2 separate regions of the Mus musculus genome follow, and region 1 is linked to region 2. The links are chromatin loops, found by intact Hi-C in ENCODE. Cell type or tissue: heart. All regions are shown on one strand. Each heading gives the region's core, and the rest is flanking DNA. Links, peaks and the distances in the headings are about the cores only.

Region 1 (6,098 bases), core at 643-5,642, 120 kb before region 2:
AGCTTGGTGCTAGATAAGAGAAGGAAATAAAACAGTAGTCATATCAATGAGAGGAGGGATGGAGCACAGGATGAACCAGGAGGTAAGGGAGGCTTCATAAGATATGGCATTGACCTGCTCTAACAGGCAGGGCTCCATGCCACACGTTCAGCGTGGCGTGAAACCTAGGCACGGTATCTACGGCATTCTCCTGACCTTGGAGGCACAACAAATGCTTATTGGATTTGTTTTAAGGCAAGTCAGGGAGCAGAGGACAGAGGCTGGGAGGATGGAAGCTTTGAAGGTAGAGGCAGTTGAGGGATGGTGAGAAGCTAAGGCAGGCAGAAGCTGTGGGAGAGGACAGAGGACAGGAAAGCCGAGGTGTGTCAGCAAGGTAGCCCTGAGGCAGGAGTGGAGGCCAGCTCTCAGTGCTCCCTCCCTCTCTCTCTCTCTCTCACTGGGGGCTGACAGTGCCATTGTCTGAGATTGAGAGTGAAATCACAAGCTACAGCTTCAGAGGCCCACGAGAGACATAGCAGGACATGTTTCCTTTCCTGTTCTGACTTTGATTTCAGATTTCCTGACAGCTATTGACTCAGATGACTTCAAGGTGAGAGCCAGGATGACCGGAGGGCAGTGGTGAGCTTCGTTCTCCCCGAGGAATGCTCACACCATGTCACAGGCTCTTCACTCCAGCCTGGCTGGGTCTCCTATGCACCTCTGGCCACAGTTTTGACATAGAATGTCTATGTATCTTTCTGCACACCACTGTATCTGTGAATGTGGCTAACTCATTTACATTTTCCCGGGAAATGCTTTGTTTTAATGCGGAGCCATGGTTAATCAATACAATCGCCATCAGTTCCAGGCAAAACAGAGTTGTTAATTATCCTTCAGGAGTGTGAGGTGCTCGGGCGCTTGGTACCCACAGAACGTTCCAGATGCATCTAGACAATTATTAAAGCATGCCTCTGGGGACGCCTGAGAGTGTCTCCCAAGAGGCTTAACTAAGGGGGAAAAGACTTGCCCTGTCCGAGGGCAGCACTCTCCTATAAGTAAGTTAGCGGCTGATAGAGTGGCAGAGGGAAGGGGAGCCAGGCAGTTAGCTCAGGGGTTCCTTATCTCTGCTTCCTCTGCAAAGCTTCAGCTGGTCCATAATGCCCTCCTACTGTCCCCAGCCACCTCTAAAACCAAAAGCATGAGGCAGAAGAGATCCCTTCCACCCTCTGTAAGGTATGTTCTCCCAGCAGCAAGAAAATGGCTAGCTCATCAGCAGAACCACAGTGGCTGGATCAGAGAGCAGCTCTTAAGTTGATGCACAGTGAGTAAGAAGTGTTTGGGGACTTCACAGCAGAGGGAAGGAGACCAAGGTCGCTCCGGGGCATCTGGGCATGGCAGAGCAATGGCCTCAGCAATGTGGCGGCTGCAGTAGCTACAGCCGCTTCTCTTGGAGTTCAGGGACCCTTCACTTCACTTTGAAAACTCAATAACTCGATTGAAGGAATGAATGAAGAACACCCAGCAAAGCATCAGTCTGGCCTTTCCAGCCCTCAGACCACAGCCACTTCTAAATAGAAGTTCCTGGGGAGTACCCCTCCTCCCTTTCCTGTCATTGTAGGGCACACTGCAGGAAGCCAAGGACATTGCTTCAGGGAAGGCTGCTTTTTCTCTTAAGAAACCTCAGGTCATTGAAACCAAATGGTTGTCTGTATCCTGAAATCGAGTCAGGCTGAGAAGGCGCGTGGGGGATTCGGTTCCTGTGCCTTGGGTTTCCCCTACCCAGACCCCTGTACCCAGCACACCTCTCTCCTTGCCTCCCAGACCCCTGTACCCAGCACACCTCTCTCCTTGCCTCCCAGAGAAAGCACAAGAAAGCCTTTGGCCAATCTAAGTCCTCGAGCCAGATTTAGCAACCCCTCATGTCTCTCTAAAGGTTAAACAGTTCCCACAGGGCACCAGAAAGGGTTATTGAAAACAGCAGGGTTTTTTTTTTTTCTTCTTTCTTTTTTTTTTTTTTTCTTCCTTAACTTCACTTCTGGTAAATCTCTGATCCAGCATCTAGTGGTTAACCACTGATACAGGAAGTGACATTTAACGTTTTTTATCACTCATCCAGAAATGGAAGAACAAGGCAAGTCTGTGTTTGGGGAAGATGGATGGCTGCCCACCACCTTCATCTTAAAGGCACATCACCTCTTTTCCTGATTGTTGGGCTGATGGCAGCGCATTTCCCTCCAGCCTGCTTGCTTCACTGTTGGGGGTGCAGTAGGGGTGTCAAGAGGGTAGTCAAGACCTTATGTCCTGGATGGGAACAACCTTGTTGGCCATTGATAGGGGTGAAACGGATGGTATTTGGTTCCTCTTTCTCAGGAGCCGTTGCATGTGGGGACAGGCAGGAAGGAAATGAGCTGGGATGCCTGTGTCCCAGGCAAAGGGAACCACAGACTCAGCCTGGGGTGGCTGAGTGCTGGAAGCCACCTGGCCAGCTGAGACTTGGAACAAAAATCCTGCCGGCTGTGGGAAGGAGGGCAGTCACCTGAAGCCTTGTCAACCCCTGCCAAGATGCTCCGTGACTCTTAAAGCTAATGTTGGACACGGCAAGCCATGACCAGGGCCTATGCATTCGGGTTAGCAAAGCAGTTAACCTCTGTCACTGGATGCTTTCCTGTTTGTCGTGTTAGAAATAAGGGGGTTTTCTGTGTAGCTTCTAGGTAAATCCCTGGTAACAAGGGTGACAAGGACAACAACAAACACTCTGAGCAATCCCTGCCCAGGCTTTGCCCCACCTACTGGGGGGTCTGAGGACATTGAGAAGCTTACATGGGAGCCCTGCTGGAGGGTGTGGGTGCATCAGACACTGCATTGCTGGCAAAGACCCCTGTCTTCCCATATTTACCAGGGTGATGGATTTCTCTGAGAAATTCCCCCTTCTTCTGGCAAGAAATGACACGATATCATAATGAAAAAAAAAGTCGCTGGGTTACAAATTATCCTTTCTCTTCTGGCCACCTCTGGTCTGACCACATGGATTCTTGGCCCTGTCAACACTAGGAGGCAGTGATGCCATGGGCCTGCTCTGTCACCGAAATGGGCAGGAGCTACAGGGTCAGCTGATGTTCACCACGAGGCCAGCTGGACCTGTGAGTCAAGTCACCTCTTGATTTCTGCTCTAGCTTGCTCTGGGGAGGATCTGAAGTGACTGTGATCTCTTGGAACCTCAGTTTGTCTATCTAGACACTGCTTTGGAGATCTCAGGAGAGCTACAGATTGCTGCAAAGGAAATGTGTCTTTCCAAGTTTGCACTTTTCTCCATGAGAGGGAAGGCATGGGTGACTTCAACGTGTTCCTGAAAGGACAGAGTTGCACACAGGTGTCACATGCCCCAGGCTGTAGGCACCAGTGGTGGTGGGACTTTGTGTTGGAAGTAGCTGTGAGATGAGAGCATGATTCTGGTGGTCCTCAGTGCGAGCTCTTTCTCAAGCACATGCCTGCTCCCCACAGAGACTTTTACCTGATACACCAAAGTGGAACAAGCATCAAAGCCAATGGAGCACTTTCCTGTGCCACAGGACACAAAACCACCCCACATCTCTGAAGAAACAGCAGTCTGCTCACTGGTGCCAATGCCTGGCTGCCCATGGTTGGGAACTTAGGAAACAGTCCTGACCAGGTCCCCCTTAGAAACCAGCACAAGCATTTGCATGTGAGTGTACATGCATGTATACATGCGTGTGTATGTGTAAGTGCATTTGTATGAGTGCATGCACATGTGTGTGTGTGCATGTGTGTACCCATGCCTGTGTATGTGCAGAGGCCAGAGGAGAACATCTTTACAGTATTCCCTTGAAGAAGGCAATCCCACTGGAGTTCAGAACACTTCAGCTAGGCTGTGCCCCAGCGATCCAGCCATCCCCCTCACCTACAGCATTAGGCTTGCTGCAGCCATGCATGCCCAACTTCTTGGTGGGTGCCAAGGATCCAAACTCAGGTTCGCATGCTTGCTTGTGCAGCAAAAGTGCTCTTACCCACTGAGTCACAGCCTCAACATTTTTATAAGGGTCTTAAGCACATTGACATACAGTCTGTGTAGAGAGCCTCCTATTTAAATGAAGAGATTAATAAGTTAAAACACACACACACACACACACACACACACACACACACACACACACACACACACACACCACCACCACCACCACCACCACCATACAGAAAATTATATGCTCTGATTTTGGTAATTACAGAGAGATGCACAGAGGTAGAGCCTCTTAGCCCTGCCCAGGAAGAGCCGGTGCAGGAGGAAACGTCTCAGATGAGATTTCAAGATTAACGAGGTGAATCAGTTGAGAAGGAGCTGTGGTAAAAGCAGGTGAAATTAGGAAGGATGTGAGATTGGGGTGGGTAGGAGTCAGGACATGCTTTGCTGTCTCCCAAACTGTGTTAACAGCCACAACCTGCCTGCCGGAAGTAGGGGGTAAAGGGAAGGGAAGGAGCAAGGGTAACTTTAGGTTTGTCACGGGCAGTGGGTGGCTGCAGATGCCAAGCCTCTGGGCTTGAGGCTCTACGTGGGAATAAGTAGACTTATCTATGGGAGGCTCACACAAGTCCTAGACGCTGCCCAGGCCCGAGAGGTTTTGCAGGCAGCTCGTGATTGGTGGAGTCTGTCCAAGTGTCCTGTGGGTAACGAGGTCATCCTGGGAGCATCATGGGACGATGTTCGCCTCAGGGCAATGATGAGGGTGGGTGCTGCATTTTTTGCCTTTGCCAATCTGTTCAGATTTCCAGGGCTGCTTCCCACTCAGGAAGCTCATTTCCTCAGCTCAGCCCACCCAGCTCAACCCCAGAGTCCTGAGGCAAACCAACAGCCAGTTGCCACGTTCTGTGATCCGTTATTGCATCCGTTTTTCTCACTTAAATCAAATCTTACTATCTACCTATACTCACGGAAGAAATCCTCAAGTTGGGTTCTTAAAATAATAAGTAATAAATGTTTCTCTCCTCCTTGGTAACTCTCCCCCTTCCTTTTCTTCTTCTTCCCCCTTCTTCCTCATTCTCTTCCCCTTTTCTCCCTCTCTCTCCCTTTCTTTTCTCTTCCTCCCCTGCACCCTTCAAGCCAGAGTGTCTTTATATAGCCTAGGCTGGATTTGAACTAATGTTTTTCTTGCCTTAGCATTCTGAGCATTGCCATTACAGGCATGTGTGACCTTACCCAGACTCCTTTATGTTTTTATTAATAAACTTAGGTTCTAGTAGAGTCCTTATAGACACCCATGTCATTTCTGCCTATGGACTTCCCTCATCTGGAGAGTACCACACATTTTTTTTAATTACATACAGCTGTGCATTTCCACTCCTACAATCCACTGGGGCTATTTTCAAATTCTATAGCTCATTGTTCCTGTCACCCGTTCTTGATTCTTTGTCTTCTCATACTCTTCCACTATTATCCGATTGCCTTTTGGAGGGTTCTTTATTGCTTTGCTTGGCATACTGTTATTGCACCAAAATTTTAAGAACTTATTCTGCAAAGATGCCAAATTTGGATCCTATTACTTTCCTCTTATTTATTTATTTTTAATTTTCTGGAGTACTGGAGATTAAACCTGGGTCTACACACATCCTCAGCCAATGATCTACCACTTATCCACATCTCCATTAATAATCTGGATTATTAGGGTTGTTGATGTGTTGTTAACTGGATTTAGAATCACCTGGGGGACACATGTCTGGGAATGTCTACAAGGGCTTTCTGGAGGGGTTTAATGAAAGGGAGGAGACCAACCCTGAGTGTGGGCAGCACCACCCCAGAGGTGGGCTCCTGGACCAAGTCAAGAGGAGAAAGCAAGACAGACGTCAGCATCCTTGCATCCCAGCTTCCTTGAGTAAGATGTGGCTGCTTCATGTTCCTGCTTCTGTGTGGGTCCTGCCGTGATAGAACCACCTTCAAACTTCAAGCCTAACAAATCCCTCCTTAACTTATGTTTAAGTATTTTGTCATAGTATAGGTATACTAATACAGGTTGCTTAGTGCTATATATAACATCGTAAGAGAAAATGCGTTATAAACCATAAATAAATGAATGTTAAATAACGACTGCAGTACACTTGTCTGAATGACA
Region 2 (6,098 bases), core at 571-5,570:
AGAAGTATTTATGGATGAAATGATACTCTGGGGAGGTGAAAAAGAGCCAGGTGGGGTACGGAGGGAACAGTTTGGTGGCCACAGGGTCTTGAGAGTGATGGTGGCCACATGGAGCTTTCTTAATGAGTCCTCTTCTTCTCTATAGGGGATGGATAGTTTCTGTTAGGAAAGTGTTGTTCGTTCTTTTCTTTTGAGAGACAGGGTCTTACGCTGCAGCAATCCTAACTCAAAGGAATTGCCTTGCCCCAGTCTCCCAAGTGCTAGGATTGTAGGCATGAGCCACTGTGTCTGCATAAAAGTTTCTTTTAGAAGTCCTGATCTGTGTTGCCTAGACAGAGGTTGGAATGGCACATGCCACTTGGCTCATATTCCTTCTAGGGCACTGACTGTTCTTTTTGTAGCTAAAATGGACCTAAATTTTGCCATCCATAAAAGACAAACTGACCGTGGTTCCTTTTTATTTCTCAGTGCAAGGTCACTGGAAAGCAATTACTCGGGACAGTTTCATTCTGGGTTACAAATATTTTCTAAATGTCACTCTTTGCTTAAAAGATGCCCCTCTTTTCTTGAAAGACTGTTAAGGATCATGGGGACCTTGCACTAGAAAAATATCCCATCTCCGGAATCCATTTCCCGTCTTCTAAATTACAACACAGACGCAGGCGTTGGCCGATAATCTGGTTACCTGCAGGCTCTCTTTGATGTCTTGGCTTCAAGGCTGGGGTGTGGGTGGGTAGTTGGGGCAAGCCTTACAAGGGTTGGGAAGTCAGGGAGGGCTCTGAGAGGAAGCACTTTCATGCCAAGGGGAAAAGAGGAACTGATGTAATGTCCTGGGGAGATTTCACTCTCGTTCCTGCCCAGGTCTTCGGGAACAATGAAGGAGGGAGACAGTGCTCCAGATAATTCAACTCAGAGTGGACTTCAGACTTTGGATCCTGGGCAGGAACAAGATGTGGAAGAGCTTGATTTATTTATTTCTCTGCAGACACCACTGAAAGAGGAAGCATTTGATGAAGCTGATAACATTAATGGCAGACAAGTGGATCTGAGGGTATTTAATTCCCGGCTCCTGGTGGTCTGGGCACAACCGAAAGGTCTGCAACAAGACCTTCCAAGCTTTGTCTCAGTACAAAGCTTGCACCCAGGAATGGAGTAGGCTCTGATCCTGCCCTGCTGCCTGTTGCTCTGTTATTCTAAGTTGGCAGCCGAGTGTGGAAACTTAAGAGGCCAGGGCCGGCAGGCAGAGGAGCTCTGGACACAGGAAACACACTGCTTTTGGACAGTGAGTGCGTGAAATCCCTCAGATGTGGGAGTCTTCTGTCTCAGGTTGTCTTTTTTTTTTTGGAGGGGGGTGTGGGGGAGGGGGTGGCCTTGATGTTTGTGCTTGGTAAGTTGCTCAACTGGAAAACTGGGAAACTGTCCATGCCACCCTGGTTCTGAAGGTCTTGATAGGGGAGGGGAATGCACAGGGAAGAGGGAGGCAGAACTACATAGAATGAGCGTGGGCACTGAGGCACAGGAGGAGAAACCCTAAGCCCAGTAAGGACCATTCACTCTGGCTGACTGTGTGCTTTCTGAGCACAGAGCTTTGTCTTTGTAAGTGTCTTCAGACACAGAGGACCCATTCTTTGAACCAAATGTAAAGCAGATCTTCGATGAGAAGAGTCTTATTGGCTTTCCTATCATTTATTAGCTCCACCCTCAACTCCCACTCATATGTGTGTGAGACCGGGTCTGTGATGGCTAGTCTTGATTGTCAACTTCATAGGATATGAAATCACTATGCAAACATACCTCTAGGTATGTTTAAGGGTGTTCTCAGTACGGATTTTGTTAAGAGGAAGACTCTGAATGGTGGGCAGCTCCATCCAATGGGCTGGGATTACGGACACAATGACACAGAAGCAAGCTAAGCATCAGTCTTCATGTCTCTCAGCTCCGACTATGGATTTAACCATATCGGCTGCTTCACCCTCCTGCCAACGTGCTTTGGACACCACAATGGACTGTGCCTTCACAGTGTGAGCCAAAAAGGCTTTCCCTTTAACATGTTTTTGTTTGCCATCTTGCCATAGCGATGAGAAAAGTAACCAATATAGAATCCCATGTAGACCAGTCTAACCTCGAAGTCACTACATAGTTAACAATGACCTTGAATTCCTGATTCTCCTCTTTCTATCATTTTTACTTGAATTCATCCAAACGCCCCAATTCAGTCACAAATAAACAATGAGGAAGTCCAAAAAGGTTATGGCAAACATCTCACGATCATATATCCCATGTCAACATATATCTCATGTCAACATTACATGTCACCCTGCATCATCCCCAGGTTCCATGAAACGAGTCAGGGGACTCACCAGCCTCAGGGCACTGTGTTTCACAGGATTCCAGAGAGAACCACACCTCGGTAGTTTTGTAAAAGAGCCAAACAAAAGGCTCCAGTGAAACATTCATGAGGTGGAAGTATATTTCATACACACACATCATGTCCTCTTAGCCCTATTATTGGGTTCCCAACTGTGCCTTCCCACTACCAAGTTCGTATGTTTTAACTTCCAGGCTCCCAGAAGGTGGCCTTTATGAAAAGGAGATCCTTGAGGACATAATTAGTTAAGAGGAAGCCATTTTATGTGTTACAGGTTCCAGCCCACTGTGGGCAGCACCATTCCCTGGTCAGATGATCCTGGGCTATATAAGAAAGCCAGGTGTGAGCCTGCGAGAAAACCAGCAATAAGCACACCTCCACGGTTTGTCTTCTTCTTTTTGTGAAAGAAAAATAGGCCAAGTTTAGTGAAAAAAACTGGGTAGGCTAGCTATAAATCTTGGCAGCTGCCAGGAGAAGGGGGATGGAGAGGGGAAGGAAGGAAAGCTGCCATTTGCAAGGGAGGGCAATAAGCACTCGTGTGGCTTCGAGAGGGCTTCAGAATACCAGAGAAAACATGCTTAGCCCTTGGATCAGTAACCAAAAAAGGTATAAAGAGAAGTTAAAAAGAAAAGTAGCGCTCTTAGTTCTAACCCAGAAAAGTGAGCAAAGTGCATGGCACAGTATACACAGAGCTGTCTGATGGCACAGTCTCCACAGAGCTGTCTGATGGCAGAGGCTCCACAGAGCTGTCTGATGGCACAGTCTCCACAGAGCTGTCTGATGGCAGAGGCTCCACAGAGCTGTCTGATGGCAGAGGCTCCACAGAGCTGTCTGATGGCAGAGGCTCCATGTGACTGCCTTGCCATGCTTTTTGCATCAAGTTCCGGCTATGACTTCTTTCAGTGATGGAAATGTAACCTGTTAGCTGATAACAAACTCTTTTCTCCTCTCAGTGGTTATTTTTATTTATTCGAAAATTTTATGTGTATGGGTGTTCTGACTGCATGCCTGCCTGTGAACCACATACACGCAATGCCTACGGAAGCCAGAAGGGGGCACTGGATCCTCTGGAATGGGTGTTACAGACAGTTGTTATCTGCCACATGGGGACTGGGAACTGAATTTGGTGGGTCCTCTGGAAGAACAGCAAGGTTTCTTAATCAATGAGCCATCTCTCCAGTCCCAGGGTTTTAGGCCATGGTGCTTGTCACAGCAACAGAGGGGAAACAGAATATCTTATTATTCAATATGACTGGTACCCTTATAAAAAGGAGGTTGCGGACATGGACACACAGGAGGAATGCTACGCCAAAGGCAAGGCAGGACCTCCAAGACAAGCAACACTACAGATTAACTGCTCACCAGACCTCTGTAGCTAAGACTGACTCTTAGACCTGGTCCTTCCCTCAGCTTTCATGGAAACCAACCCTGACCATGGGCTTCCAGAGCAGGGCATACTGAAGTGCTGTGTCTACAGCTGCCTGGTGTTGATGTTCGTTATAGCAGCCTAGCAGAATGCTACACTTCCCTGTCCCCAATTGCTTTTCTTCAAGGTTCAGTTTCCGCTTGGTCAGAGACCATCTACTGACCTTTTACCTAGCCACCTCCACTGACTTCCCCTTTAGGGCCTAAAGAAGTAAATACCTCTGGTTGGAGGGAATAGTTCAATAACAACGAACTCTGGGCTTTTCATAAGCATTTGGTAACATGGGCTGAAGGAAACAAAAAAAACGGTTCACTCATCTTCCCTCAGGCCAGGCAGATGCTGCCTGCAAGTGGGCTGTCTCCTCCAGTGGGCCAGCATAGATCATGCACACATTTGCAGACACACTCAGTGGTGGAGTCGAGAGGCCTCTCTAGGTTTCAACACAGCAGCCGAAAGAAGCGATGTAAGGAACCAAGGGTGCAGGAGTAGGGTGCCAGCTGGAGACGGCTCAGTGGTTAAGAGCCCTTGCTACTTCTGCAGGGGACACGTGTTCGGTTCTCAGCACCCACAGGGTTCACAACCATCTGTAACTCCAGTTCTGAGGGGATCTGCAGGCATTGGGTATACATATACCCAATATGCAGGCAAAACACTCATGCGCACAAAATAAAATAACTCCTCAAATAAACCAAGGGGAGCTCAGAGGGAGTTTAGTTGAGGAGTGCTTGCCCAATATGCACACAGTCCTGGGCTTGATCCCCAAAATTAAATAAGTGAGGGATGGGGGTGGATAGCTGTATTCATGGCAATCCCTGGCTACAATAGCGAGTTTGAGGCCAGCTTGGGTTATATGAGACCCTGTCTTTAAAAAAGAGGAGATCCTAAGGGGCAGAATCAGAAATGATCCAACTAGACTTGTGGGAAAATTTATCAACAGCTATCAGAGACTGGGGAGAGGGCAGCACAGAGCTAAGACTGAAGAAAGAGTCTTAGCATGGGGGACAGCCAATCAACAGCCCTTCAGCAGAGAACTTCCTTCTTTGGAGTTGAAATCCGCTAATTCCAGAGCCTGATCTCCAAGAGCCTGGCTAGATTTCCCCAACGTTTCGTGGAGACTTCCTGCCTTTCTCTGGAGTTACTCATGCATATAGGAATCTCCCACCCATGAAACTTTTGGCTGAAGAGGCTAGACTCATCCCAGACCTAAATGCATTGCTCAGACCACAGGAGAGAGGAAGAAGATTGAGGGCTGGTGGGAGATAGCAAGGGACTATGTGTACTGTCGGGTGCCTTCCTTTGCTGTGGCTAGCATCTGCTGAGGAGGGATGGCGGTCAGAAAGGACAAGGGCAAGTCAGCCATGGCCCTGAAACAGGAAGGAAGGGCCTTTGCCTCCATTTTGTCATCATTTAGTTGGGGGCAGGAAGTGTAGATCAGGCCTGCTCTTATTCTCCAGGGACCTCTGATGACCTGCCACCAGCTTTTAGAATCACAGCATGGAGAGGTAGATCTTATACTAAATGTAAGATGAGACAGCCAGAGATTCACAGAAGGTTCTGGGGGTGGGGGTGGGGGACGACGATACCTAGCACCCCCCAGGTCCCAGGATGCAACATGTATTCACTGCCAAACAGGCCAACAATGAAGACTGACACAGTTCCCAGAGCAGTTCTGAAAGAGATGGTGGAGTCTAGAGAGGTAGGTGTCCTAGGAGAGGTGATGGGCCTTTAATATGCATGGGAGGCACAAATCTGACACCTGAGCCAAGCACAGGTTCCAAAGATGAAGTTTAAGAAACATGGAACTGGAAGCAAAGAAAAAAGAAAAGGACCCTTTCACTCCAAGTTGGAGTTACTCAACCCCACTCAAGTGTACTGAAACACAGACCAGGGTATAAGGCTTATACATATTTTATCACAATTAAGAGTTTACAAGAAAAGGATGATTAAAAACTTAACTAAGTAACGGGAAGCCGTGCCAAATAATGACGACGGGTGACATTTACTGGGTGCCTCCTGACAGGTGCTTTTCCTGGAACACTTCTCACAGTAATCCGTTTCTTTCTTGCATGGTCCAAGGCAGGGACTGCTATTTTCCTTCTCTGACACACGGAGGAACTAACTTGCCCAGGGATACAGTGCAGATAAACTGGGGAGTCAGAATGCCCTTGAACATAGTTGGCCTGTCACATGTTCATGGTGCTCTCTGGCTCCTTCACGCATTGCACAGTTAAAATATGCAACAAAGATGTCATATCGTAGTTGGTGGCATCTTTGACACTTCATTTATCAATACTATTCCAGTAA

Evidence for each region. Hi-C counts contacts between places; a loop is a spot of excess contacts. Peaks named below come from ENCODE experiments on the same cell type or tissue, not always from the same donor. Only the 100,000 strongest peaks of a DNase experiment are listed, where the experiment ranks them.
Region 1: a loop joins it to region 2, with 2.3 times the contacts of the local background. A loop is called at or near these places in 3 of 42 quality-filtered maps.

The regions. Positions count from the first base shown.
Region 1 is chr6:134,363,102-134,369,199 of GRCm38, reverse strand. All of the region lies in intron 3 of 4933406J09Rik (RIKEN cDNA 4933406J09 gene), which reads left to right. Among named protein-coding and RNA genes, the nearest start is that of Bcl2l14, 30 kb to the left of the region's middle. In heart, for the core only: a CTCF peak has its summit at 3,029 (motif pointing right); DNase peaks (open chromatin) are centred at 1,689, 2,369 and 3,039; H3K27ac peaks cover 1,406 bases.
Region 2 is chr6:134,238,511-134,244,608 of GRCm38, reverse strand. The region is part of intron 4 of Etv6 (ets variant 6); the gene reads right to left. It overlaps LOC118027456 (a long non-coding RNA gene), which reads left to right and starts at 890. Exons shown (of 4, transcript NR_169154.1): 1 at 890-1,282; 2 at 2,643-2,750; 3 at 5,427-5,490. In heart, for the core only: a CTCF peak has its summit at 3,409 (motif pointing right); a DNase peak (open chromatin) is centred at 778; H3K27ac peaks cover 1,373 bases.